Regions from separate parts of the Homo sapiens genome. Here region 1 is linked to region 2. Evidence: chromatin contacts called from ENCODE Hi-C or POLR2A ChIA-PET data. All regions are on one chromosome and are shown on one strand. The core of a region is the stretch at or near the end of the contact, and the rest is flanking DNA. Distances in the headings are between cores, read along the strand shown. Region 1 holds the start of ELK3 (ETS transcription factor ELK3). Region 2 overlaps FGD6 (FYVE, RhoGEF and PH domain containing 6).

The links. A loop is a pair of places that touch in the nucleus more often than their neighbours do. ChIA-PET counts read pairs that join two places held with the same protein, here RNA polymerase II (POLR2A). Pooled maps may share reads with other maps.
Region 1: a pooled map shows a loop between it and region 2 (10-fold over the local background). The contact joins the promoter of ELK3 here to the enhancer-like site in region 2. A Hi-C loop is called at or near these places in 1 of 37 single-sample maps with no recorded cell type and 7 of 50 pooled maps. POLR2A ChIA-PET finds 5 or more read pairs at or near these places in 2 of 52 experiments (WTC11 and activated CD4-positive, alpha-beta T cell).

Annotation. Positions count from the first base shown.
Region 1 is chr12:96,191,374-96,196,384 of GRCh38, reverse strand. It overlaps ELK3 (ETS transcription factor ELK3), which reads right to left and starts at 2,010. Exons shown (of 5, transcript NM_005230.4): 1 at 1,680-2,010. RefSeq lists an enhancer at 635-714 and a silencer at 2,046-2,185.
Region 2 is chr12:95,099,594-95,104,704 of GRCh38, reverse strand. The region is part of intron 14 of FGD6 (FYVE, RhoGEF and PH domain containing 6); the gene reads left to right. It also overlaps the pseudogene LOC100287148. Among named protein-coding and RNA genes, the nearest start is that of NR2C1, 29 kb to the right of the region's middle. Within about 2 kb of position 1,389, at least 4 of the 41 ENCODE cell types and tissues checked have a DNase peak (open chromatin) inside an H3K27ac peak, as active enhancers do.

The DNA.
Region 1 (5,011 bases), core at 761-3,260, 1.1 Mb before region 2:
GTGTGAGCTGCTTATCTCCCCCCACCTCTCAACACACATACACACGCGGGAAAGAAAAACCTGCAAATCTGAAATCCAAAATGGCCAAAGTGACTTCAAAGTTTTCAAGACATGTCCTGAAAAGGCTCGTTGGGCGGCTGCACCCCTAAGTAAATAAAGCCATAACTTGTCTCCTTCCCCAGCGCCGGGCTCCCAGGCTGACAGTGGCTGCACAAAACCCCTCCTGTGCCGAGCAGCGGAAACTCCTAATGAGATTAGTTGGTGTGTGTGCAGACATTACTTAGCAATGACTAAGGGGGCTCTCTCTTCCTGCAGCAGCCAGTGGAAAATTCAAGGAACTTTTTCCCCCTGCAGCAGCAGAATCCCTTTAACCCTCTCCGCAGCCAACTCCAAAAACAACTCAGCCTCCCCTTTCCCCGCCACCCCCAGGCTGGAGGACTGGGGTGGGGGTAGTTAAAGACCGGCCAGGGGCTTTCAAATGAGGGAGGGTGGGAGGGGGCTGGCGGGGAAGGGGCGGGGGACCCCTCGAACACTACAAAGGAAACTGTAAAAGGCACAAATACATAAACCTAAGAAGGAGCAAACCACAGTTTCTTTGTGAGCTCCTCTAGTGAGTCATTTTCAAGATGCTGTCTGCTGCCAGTTTCAAAGCGGAAGCGCATGGCAATTAGTCTTGCCGTTTCCAGACAAGCCAGAAACTCTCCCGACACTCGTTTTTTTTTCTTTCTAAAAAGCCCCTTTTGCAGTTTCTGAAATAACATTTCTTGCTTCCACCTCCACCCGCCGCCTAACTGCAGCTTGTCCCTAGGATGATTCGGTTCAGAAAAGATAACAAAACCAAGACCTTTTATTTTTGCTTTTTAACTACTCCAAAATCTTAATCCCGCCTCCCCAAAAGTTACAGTAGCGTCACAGGCCAACGTTGAGTTCGAAGGTAAACAGGGATGGGGAGTGGAAGGGGCCCCAAGATCATTTCTTGCCTGGTCCTTCTCCAAAACCATGCCCAATAGAGACCACCGGCTTTTAAATGTCCGATGGGGCGTGCGCCTGGGGCGGTGACCTGGGCGGGGGTCACCTGCCAAGCGAGAGTGGACGCAGCCCCCAGCCCCACACCTTCGCGACCCATGTCCTCCACCGCCCTCTCCATCCCTGTCTTCCTCCCTGGATCCGAGCACCAGTGCACTTTGCCCACTCGAGGGGAGCCTGACTGCGGTCCCAGCTGGAAGGTCGGCGGTGGTCCAGCCTCCAGGCACTCAGCCTGCTCCTGCCACGGTTCTTCCCAGGGACCCGAAGTCTCGCCGTCCCCCGCTCCCCGCGCTGCCTGCAGCGGGGCCCTGGGCGAGCTCCCAGGGTTGCACGCCCGGCGCCCCTTCCTCTGGGGTCGCAGCGCAGCCCCAGGGAGGGGAGCCGCGGGCGCAGGGTCCCCGCAGCCCCGGGCCCGGCGCGAGCTCGGGCGACGGCGGTGGCAGCGACGCGGGCGCAGGAGCATCCGCGGCGCCCCCTCCCCGCGGCCGGCCCTCCCGCGCGGACGCACCGCCACCCCCACCCCGGCCCGCAGCCCACCCCGCGGCGCCCCCCGCCCCACCCCCACCGCGCCCAAGAAAAGAAAGAAAAAAAGAAAACACCCCCAAACAAACTTTTTAAGTGTCCGAGCAACAGGCAGAAGCCCTGTTACCTACCCAGATGTGGGGGAGTCTTCTTCGGGGGGAATTTCTAGGAGGACCCGGGCGAAAGCCCCCGACTTTCCATGCTGACAGGCGTCTGCAGACGGTCTGTGGCTCTTGTAATGAGATCCTGATTTTTCCCCCTTTTTTTCTTTCTCTCGCTCCTCTTTTTTTTTCCCCTCTGGTGTGTGTGAGAGCAGGAAGTTGGAGCAGTCAGGCCGAGCCGGCTCACTTCCTTTACTGCATTATTCCCCAGGCGGTGTGCAGTCTGTGTAAACAGGCTTTTCCGCCCCGCGCCGCGCGCCCCGGCCGCGGCTGTGCGCCGGGGCTGGCCGCCCAGGCCCGCGCCTCCCCCGCCGCCCCGGCCCCGTGCGCGCCCCGCACCGCCCCCACCCGCCCCGCTTCCTGCGCGGCCACCCCGGGGAGGAGCCTCCGACCCGCGGCGACTCCGCGCGGCCGCAGCCCCTCCCCACGGGGAGGGGGGTCCGCCCGCAACCCGCAGAAGCCGCCGCGCTTCCCGGGACACCGGGGATCCCTCCTCACCTCAACCCCTGGGGGTCGAGCGCGCGGGGCACCACGACGGGGTCGTGCCCTGCGCAGTTGGCCCGGGAGGGGGGTCCCGAGGTGGGGAGGCGGCTGGACTCGCTGTTTCCCATCCGCTGGGATGGAAGAGTTGGGGGGCAGAGGGGAATCGAGAGTGGGGTTCAGGGTTTGGTTGCTCTGGGCAAAGGACTGCTTTTCTTGTGGGTGCGGGCACAGTTTCCGTCTGGGGTTGGAGATGGACACCGTTCCTGTCTGGGTTTTCGGTGTTTTAAAAGCCAGCCCTCGGCCGGGCGTGCTGGCTCACGCCTGTAATCTGAGCACTTTGGGAGGCCAAGGCGGATGGATCACCTAAGGTCAGGAGTTCGAGACCAGCCTGGCCAACACGGCGAATCCCCGTCTGTACTAAAAATACCAAAACAACAACAACAAAAACAGCCAGGTGTGGTGGTGGGTCCCTATAATCCCAGCTACTTGGCAGGCTGAGGCGAGAGAATCGCTTGAACCTGGGAGGCAGAGGTTGCAGTGAGCTGAGATCGCCCCATTGCACTCCAACCTGGGCAACCAGCGAAACTCCGTCTCAAAAAAATAAAAAAGCCAGCCCTCAGTTGGGGGGCGAGCCTGTGGGGAAAGGATAAGGAGCCACAACACTGGAAGTCATGGAAATAATGCCCGCAGGGTCAGAGACTGAGGCTTGAAGGGAGCCTCTGTGGTCTCAGAACTGGTCTTCACACCTCCACATCCCTCAAGGAGGTCCTGCCTCTGAGGGCTCAGGCCAGGCTCTGATGGGAGAGCCTGCCCATTGCCCTAGGCTGAGACAAGGTTGGGGGGGATGGCTGTTGAAGAGCCTCTCCCTTCCCAGGCCTGCGCCCCAACCTCACTGCTCACCTTCCAGAACCTTCCATTCCCATGCCGCCACTTAGCAGCCCAGACCCCTGGTTTTCAAACTTGACCCAAGGGGCTTGTTAAACCACTAGTGGCTGGGCCTCTCCTGGAGTCCCAGATTCAGTAGGTCGGGGGTGGTTCCGGGCCCCGGCTAATGTCAGAATCACCTGGGGAGTGTTTTGACACTCTCCAACAATATACTCAACCCAGGCCAATTAAGTCAGATTCTCTGGGGGCCGGGTGTGAGTCCTTTCAAAAGGACCACATTCTAAGAGTTCCTCCACTACGTTTGTTTCTAGTTTTGCAGTCTCTCCTGAAAGATTATTTTGTTTACAAATTTCTCACTGCCATCAACTGTGAGCTGCTAAAGGGCACGGGGTATGTTTTACTGATTAGTACCACATCCCAGCTCCAAGTGCCTATCAGAGCACACAGGTGATAGGAATTTCCTTCGGGCATTTGCTTCAGGGCTCCTGTGGGTAGTCCACTGGAAAGGGTGGGAGAATGCCCTCCAGACCTCTGAGAAGGAGTGGGAAACCCGTGGGGTGTAGGGTGGGGGCACGGTAGGAGAGTGGGGCAGAAGGAGAAGATATGGAAAAGAGGGCTGCTTATCAACCCCTGATTTCCCACAGCTAATTTTCCAATTAGGGTATTATTGTTTTAATCCCCAGTCATCTTCTTCTGTCACTCAGTAGAACACCTATGGTGTCCCTATATGATCCAGCTGTTGGACTGAGAGAATGTAAACTTATTATCCTCAGGGAAAAAAAAAAAATCCACACAGTTAAGAACTCATGTTGCTTTGCTTTAGGAGATATATGCCTGAAAGAAACCGGTCTGAAAAGGCTATGTTCTGTATGATTCCAAACTATATGACATTTTGTAAAAGGCACTATGGAGATAGTACAAAAGATCAGTGGTTGTCAGGGGTTAGCAGGGAGGGAGGGGTGGACAGGAGGAGCACAGAGGGCAAGGAAACTACTACTCGGTATGATACTATAATGGTGGACACATTTGTTAAGACCCACAGAATATACAACACCAAGAATGAACTCTAATGTAAACCATGGACTTTGGGTGATAGTGATGTGTCAATGTAGATTCAATTACAACAAAGGTACCACTCTGGTGGGGGATGTTGATGATTGGGGAAGCTGTACACGTGTCAGGGCAGGAGGTATATGGGAAACCGCTGTGCCTCCTTCTCAGTTTTGCTGTGAGTCTAAAATCACTTTAGGGTTGGGCATAGTGGCTCACGCCTGTAATCCCAACACTTTGGGAGGCCGAGGTGGATGGATCACCTGAGGTCAGAAGTTCGAGACCAGCCTGGTCAACATGGTGAACCCCCATCTCTACTAATAATACAAAACTTAGCCAGGTATGGTGGCAGATGCCTGTAATTCCAGCTACTCAGGAGGCTGAGGCACGAGAATTGCTTGAACCTGGGATGTGGAGTTTGCAGTGAGCCAAGATCAAGCCACTGCACTCCAGCCTGGGTGACAGAGTGAAATTGTGTCTCAAAAAAATTTAAAAAAATAAATCACTTAAAAAAAATAGTGAAAAATAGTCTAGGGGCCAGGTGTGGTGATACTACTCTCACCTATAATACCAGCTACTCAGGAGGCCAAGGCAGGAGGATCGCTTGAGCCCAAGAGTTCACACTCCAGCCTGGGCAACAAAGTGAGACCCTGTTTCTTTTTCTCTTTTTTTTTTTTTTTTTTTTTTGAGACAGAATCTCACTCTGTCACCCAGGCTGGAGCACAATGGTGCGATCTCTGCTCACTGCAACCTCCACCTCCCGGGTTCAAGCAATTCTCCTGCCTCAGCCTCCTGAGTAGCTCGGATTACAGACACGCACCACCATGCCTGGCTAATTTTTGTATTTTTAGTAGAGACGGGGTTTCACCATGTTGGTCAGGCTG
Region 2 (5,111 bases), core at 140-2,639:
TCGGGAGGCTGAGCTGGGCAGATCACTTGAGGTCAGGAGTTTGAGACCAGCCTAGCTAACATGAACATGATTAAACCCCATCTCTACTAACAATACAAAAATTAGCCAAGTATGGTGGCAGGCACCTGTAGTCCCAGCTACTCAGGAGGCTGAGGCAGGAGAATTGCTTGAACCCAGGAGGCGGAGGTTGCAGTGAGCGAAGATCCCACCACTGCACTCCAGCCTAGGTGACAGAGAGAGATTCTGTCTCAAAAAAAAAAATTTTTTTTTTAGAGATGGGGTCTCCATATGTTCCCCAGGCTGATCTTGAACTCCTGAGCTCATGCAATCTTCCCACCTTAGCTTCCCAAAGTGCTGAGATTACAGGTGTGAGTCACTGTGCCGGCCTATTTTTAAGAATACATAAACATAGATTTTTGTGAGTATAACAGGGAAAGATATTGCCAACACTTTTTGCACTTAGGTTAGCTACTGACTTTTTGTTCTTCTTTTTCTTCTTTCCCAATACCGTGCAGTTTTACTCTTGATTTACCATGCAAGGAAGTGGCTGAGAGCAGAGGCAACAGTATGCTAGAAGCACAGAGATTAAAATGTTCTTCTGAATAGAATAACAATGGTGAAAGTGCTTTGCTGATCATTTTTTAAGTGGCTATTTCAAATTGTTTTTAAGAACAACTAGTGCTTTATAGGTTATTAGGAAATTTGTAGGTGTCACTTAAAGGTTCTAACAAACCTATGAGGTAGGTGTAATCTCCTTCTAAAAATTAGGAAACTAAATTACAGAAAAATGGAGTTGCTGTCTTACGGATACATATTTGACACAGCCAGGATGCAAATCGAAGTCTTTTGCTTTTAAGTCCATTGTTATGGGCTGGGTGCAGTAGCTTACGCCTGTAATCAAGCACTTTGGGAGGCCAAGGCGGGTGGATCACCTGAGGTCAGGAGTTTGAGACCAGCCTGGCCAACATGGTGAAACCCCATCTCTACTAAAAATACAAAAAAATTAGCCAGACATGGTGGCATGTGCCTATGATCCCAGCTACTTGGGAGGCTGAGGCAGGAGAATCACTTGAACCTGGGTGGTGGAGGTTGCAGTGAACCGAGATCACTCCACTGCACTCCAGCCTGGGTGATAGAGCAAGACTCCATCTCAGAAAGAATGGAGGGAGGGCGGGAAAAGAAATCCATTATTATTTATGATACCACCTTGCCCCAGACCGGAACCTGCAGTGACTTAATATGTTGCCATAATGTAATTCAAGTGCTGAGGAAACCTGAAACTCTATGACTCATAAAAATACATTACTGAGTTACTGACTGAGTGGCGGAAGTGGGTATTTGGGAAGGTTTGACTGGTGAAGGGAGAGATGCCAATAGTCATAGCATGCTCCACTGCACAATCTAAATAATGAGACACTGTCTTCTCAGACCTAACCTTTGATCTAATAAAAATAGAAGCAAACGCTTTTGTAACACTTACTGTATGCCAGGCACCATCATAAAGACTTTATGTGTAGTACTTCGTTTCATCTTCACAGCAACCTGTAAGGCAAGTTGTCGTTATTATACCCATTCTATGCTGAGAAAAGCCACTCAGCTATACTAGCAGAGCCAGGATTTGAAACCAGGCAGTCTGTTTCCAATTGTCCATACCACTGAAATCAACTAGGATCTTAGGAGCAGGTGGAGTAGTGGCCAGAATCATTTATTACTCTGCATCAGTCACAGTGCTCATGTTTCGTTTTATATTTATTTTCTCTTTTAAGTTCTATGATAACTTTGTGGGGTGGATATTATCTTGATCTTCCAGATTAGAAAAATGGAGGCTCAGAGAGGTTCAATAACACATCTAAGGTTACACGAGTAGTAAGCAGTGGAGCTGTGATTTGAACCTAGGTGTTTCTGACAACCTTTATAATTTTGCTTACGTCCATGAATGTCAAGGACTCAAACCAAATGTCTGACTTCCCAAAATCAGAGGACCACAAGAGTCATCCTGGGGTGTGCTACTCCTCTGAAATGCAATGGCTACTGCTGCCTGACATACAGGATGACAGGAGAAGACAAATACCTGTGTCTAGGGTTTGTCAAATGCTTCGCAGCTAGCAGTCAGAACAAGCAAATTTCTTGGGGGTACCTGAAGCATCCACCAGATACCAATATTTAGAGAGTGCAGGTAAACTCTCAATCACTTAGCATTGTGACTTTTTCTTTTCTTTTCCTTTATTGTTGTTGTGTTTTTTTTTTTTTTTTTTTTTTTTGAGAAAGGGTCTCGCTCTGTCACCCAGGCTGGAGTGCAGTGGCACGATCTCGGCTGACTGCAGCCCCCGCCTCCCGGCTTCAAGCGATCCTTGTGCCTCAGCCTCCCAAGAAGCTGGGACTACAGGCATGCGCCACCATGCCCAGCTAAGTTTTTAATTTTTAGTAGAGACAGGGTTTCACCATGTTGCCCAGGCTGGTCTTAAACTCCTGACCTCAAGTGATCCACCCACCTCACCCTCCCAAAGTGCTGGGATTACAGGCGTGAGTCACCACGTCTGGCCATCTTTTTTAATTTTAAGATAGAGATGACCTTTCACCATATTGGCCAGGCTGGTCTTGAACTCCTGACCTCAGGTGATCCACCCCCACTCAGCCTCCCAAAGTGCTACAGGCAGGATTGTGTTCAGCCCTTTTTTCGTTTTTGAGGGATAGAGGAGTTTGAACAAAAGTTCAGAGAACAAGGCCGGTGCTAAGTGGCTCATGCCTGTAATCCCAGCACTTTGGGAGGCCGAGGCGGGTGGATCACAAAATCAGGAGATCGAGACCATCCTGGCCAACGTGGGGAAACCCCGTCTCTACTAAAAATACAAAAATTAGCCGGGTGTGGTGGCGCTTATCTGTAGTCCCAGCTACTCGGGAGACTGAGGCAGGAGAATTGCTTGAACCCAGGAAGTGGAGGTTGCAGTGAGCCGAGATCGCACCACTGCACTCCAACCTGGCAACAGAGTGAGGCTCCATCTCAAAAAAAAAAAAAAAAAAAAGAAAGTTCAAAGAACATTAAGACCATGTATATCATGTTCCCAGTGAGTGCTTGAGCTTGGTTCTTAAAATCAAGAGGTTATTTTCAAAATTCCAAGGCAGAAATGCCTATAGAAAAGTCAAGTTTTAATTGCACTTCTATTTCCCAAGTAAAAATGAGCCTTGGTGAAAAACAGTAATCTATTTTATTAAGATTAAATCATTCAAGAAATTATAGTGAATGTTTCTTTCCTTGGTTGTTAGGTGAATATCTGGATGTTCATGATTTCCAGATCAGTACCAGACAGGTGTAATGAACAGCTCTGATCAAGATTTATATTTCTGTGACTTTTTTCTTTTTTGTGACAGAGTCTCGCTCTGTTGCCCAGGAGTGCAGTGACGCGATCTTGGCTCACTGCAACCTCCACCTCCCGGGTTCGAGCAATTCTTCTGCCCTAGCCTTCCGAGTCACTGGGACTACAGGGGTGCGCCGCCATGCCCGGCTAATTTTTTTTTTTTTTTTGTATTTTTAGTAGAGATGGGGTTTCACCATGTTGGCCAGGCTGGTCTTGAACTCCTGACCTCAAGTGATCCACTCACCTTGGCCTCCCAAAGTGCTGGGATTACAGCCGTGAGCCACCATGCCCAGCAACATAACTATTTCCATTCTTCTTATCAATCAAGGTGGCAACCTCTCTTCCGCTGTCAGCTGGAGAGAGATAACTACCCCGTGAATCTCATCCAAGTTCCTGCCAGTGGTAGCTGGGTAGACAGCTTCAGTTTCTTGTCAGGAGCAAAAATAAACACCATAAGCTCTGACACCCATTCCCTTTTCTTCCAACTCAGGAGGATCCAGCATGCCCAACAAGACGGCAAGGTCCTGATCCTTACCATCAATGTTGGGAAAAGGGCATTTTTCTGTTCGCTCATCACTATTGTAAGCATTGATATCCTTGCTCCAGGCAAGATGGTCCTCAGCACTGTCTGTTGCAAGGGCAGTCAACTTCACATTGCTCTTGGTGAATTCTGGTGCCAGCTTTGCAGCTCTGCCAAGCTCCATAGTGCACACTGGTTTAGAGTCCCAAGGGTGGGAAAAAAGAATGCCACAGGAGTCTCCTAGAAAGTCGTGGGAACAGATACAGCCAACAGTGCGATTAGCCTCCGAGTTGGGAGCCTTGTGGATGGCAGCAGTAGTGACATGGTGGGCGAGACAGTGTAGCCACGGCAGCAAGCAGCCAGCTGGTCTGGGCAGTCCTGTTTGTGCTTTTGTTAGTAGTCTGGGGCTTAGTGATAAGCAGTGATAACTGAGAGCAATCATTGCTGAGTCAAACTAACTTTAGTGATGAGAGAAAGTCATTGTTTGGAGACTGGCATATGGAGAGCTATGAGGGAAGGCGATTGTCTGCTATCAACCATTAACAAATGTTTACTGGGCATCACCTACCCTGTCCAGGAGCTGGGGGTGTGCAATCCCTGTCCTTAAGGATAAGCTTTTATTCTAAAGTGGGAGATACATAATAATCAGGTTTATTTATATCTATGCACATAGAAATAATTTGGAGTATTCAATGTTATAAAGAAGAATAAAGTAGGCTGAGCAGATAGAAAGTGATGAGGTCAAGAACTTATATGGGGTGGGGGGGGGGGGGATCAGAAAAGTTATCTCTGAGGAGCATCAGAGACCAGAAGCAAATCCCAGATGGAAGGAACAGCAGGAACAAAAGACATACCAGGGAGGCAGGAAAGGGTATAGTATGTTAAAGAAACAGCAAGAATTCCAATATAGGTAGAGCCTAGTACTCCGGGGAGAGCCTAGTACTCCCCTAGTACCAGGGGAGATTAAATGTGAGTTACAGTTTAGGGGCAAGAGTTAGGGGCCACCCATAGTAAGGTCATTGAATTTTTAAGAGTTTTCAGCTAAGTGATAATATCTAATTTATGTTTGTGAAAGATCACACCGGCTTCTTTGTAGAAGACAGACCATCAGGAGACTACAGTAGAAGTTGGGCAGCCAGGTAGTGAGTGCCCAGCAGATGATGGTGTGTCTTGGGTTAAAGTGATGAACAATGGTATGAATCAGAAAAAAACCCAATAGGATTACTAATGGGCTG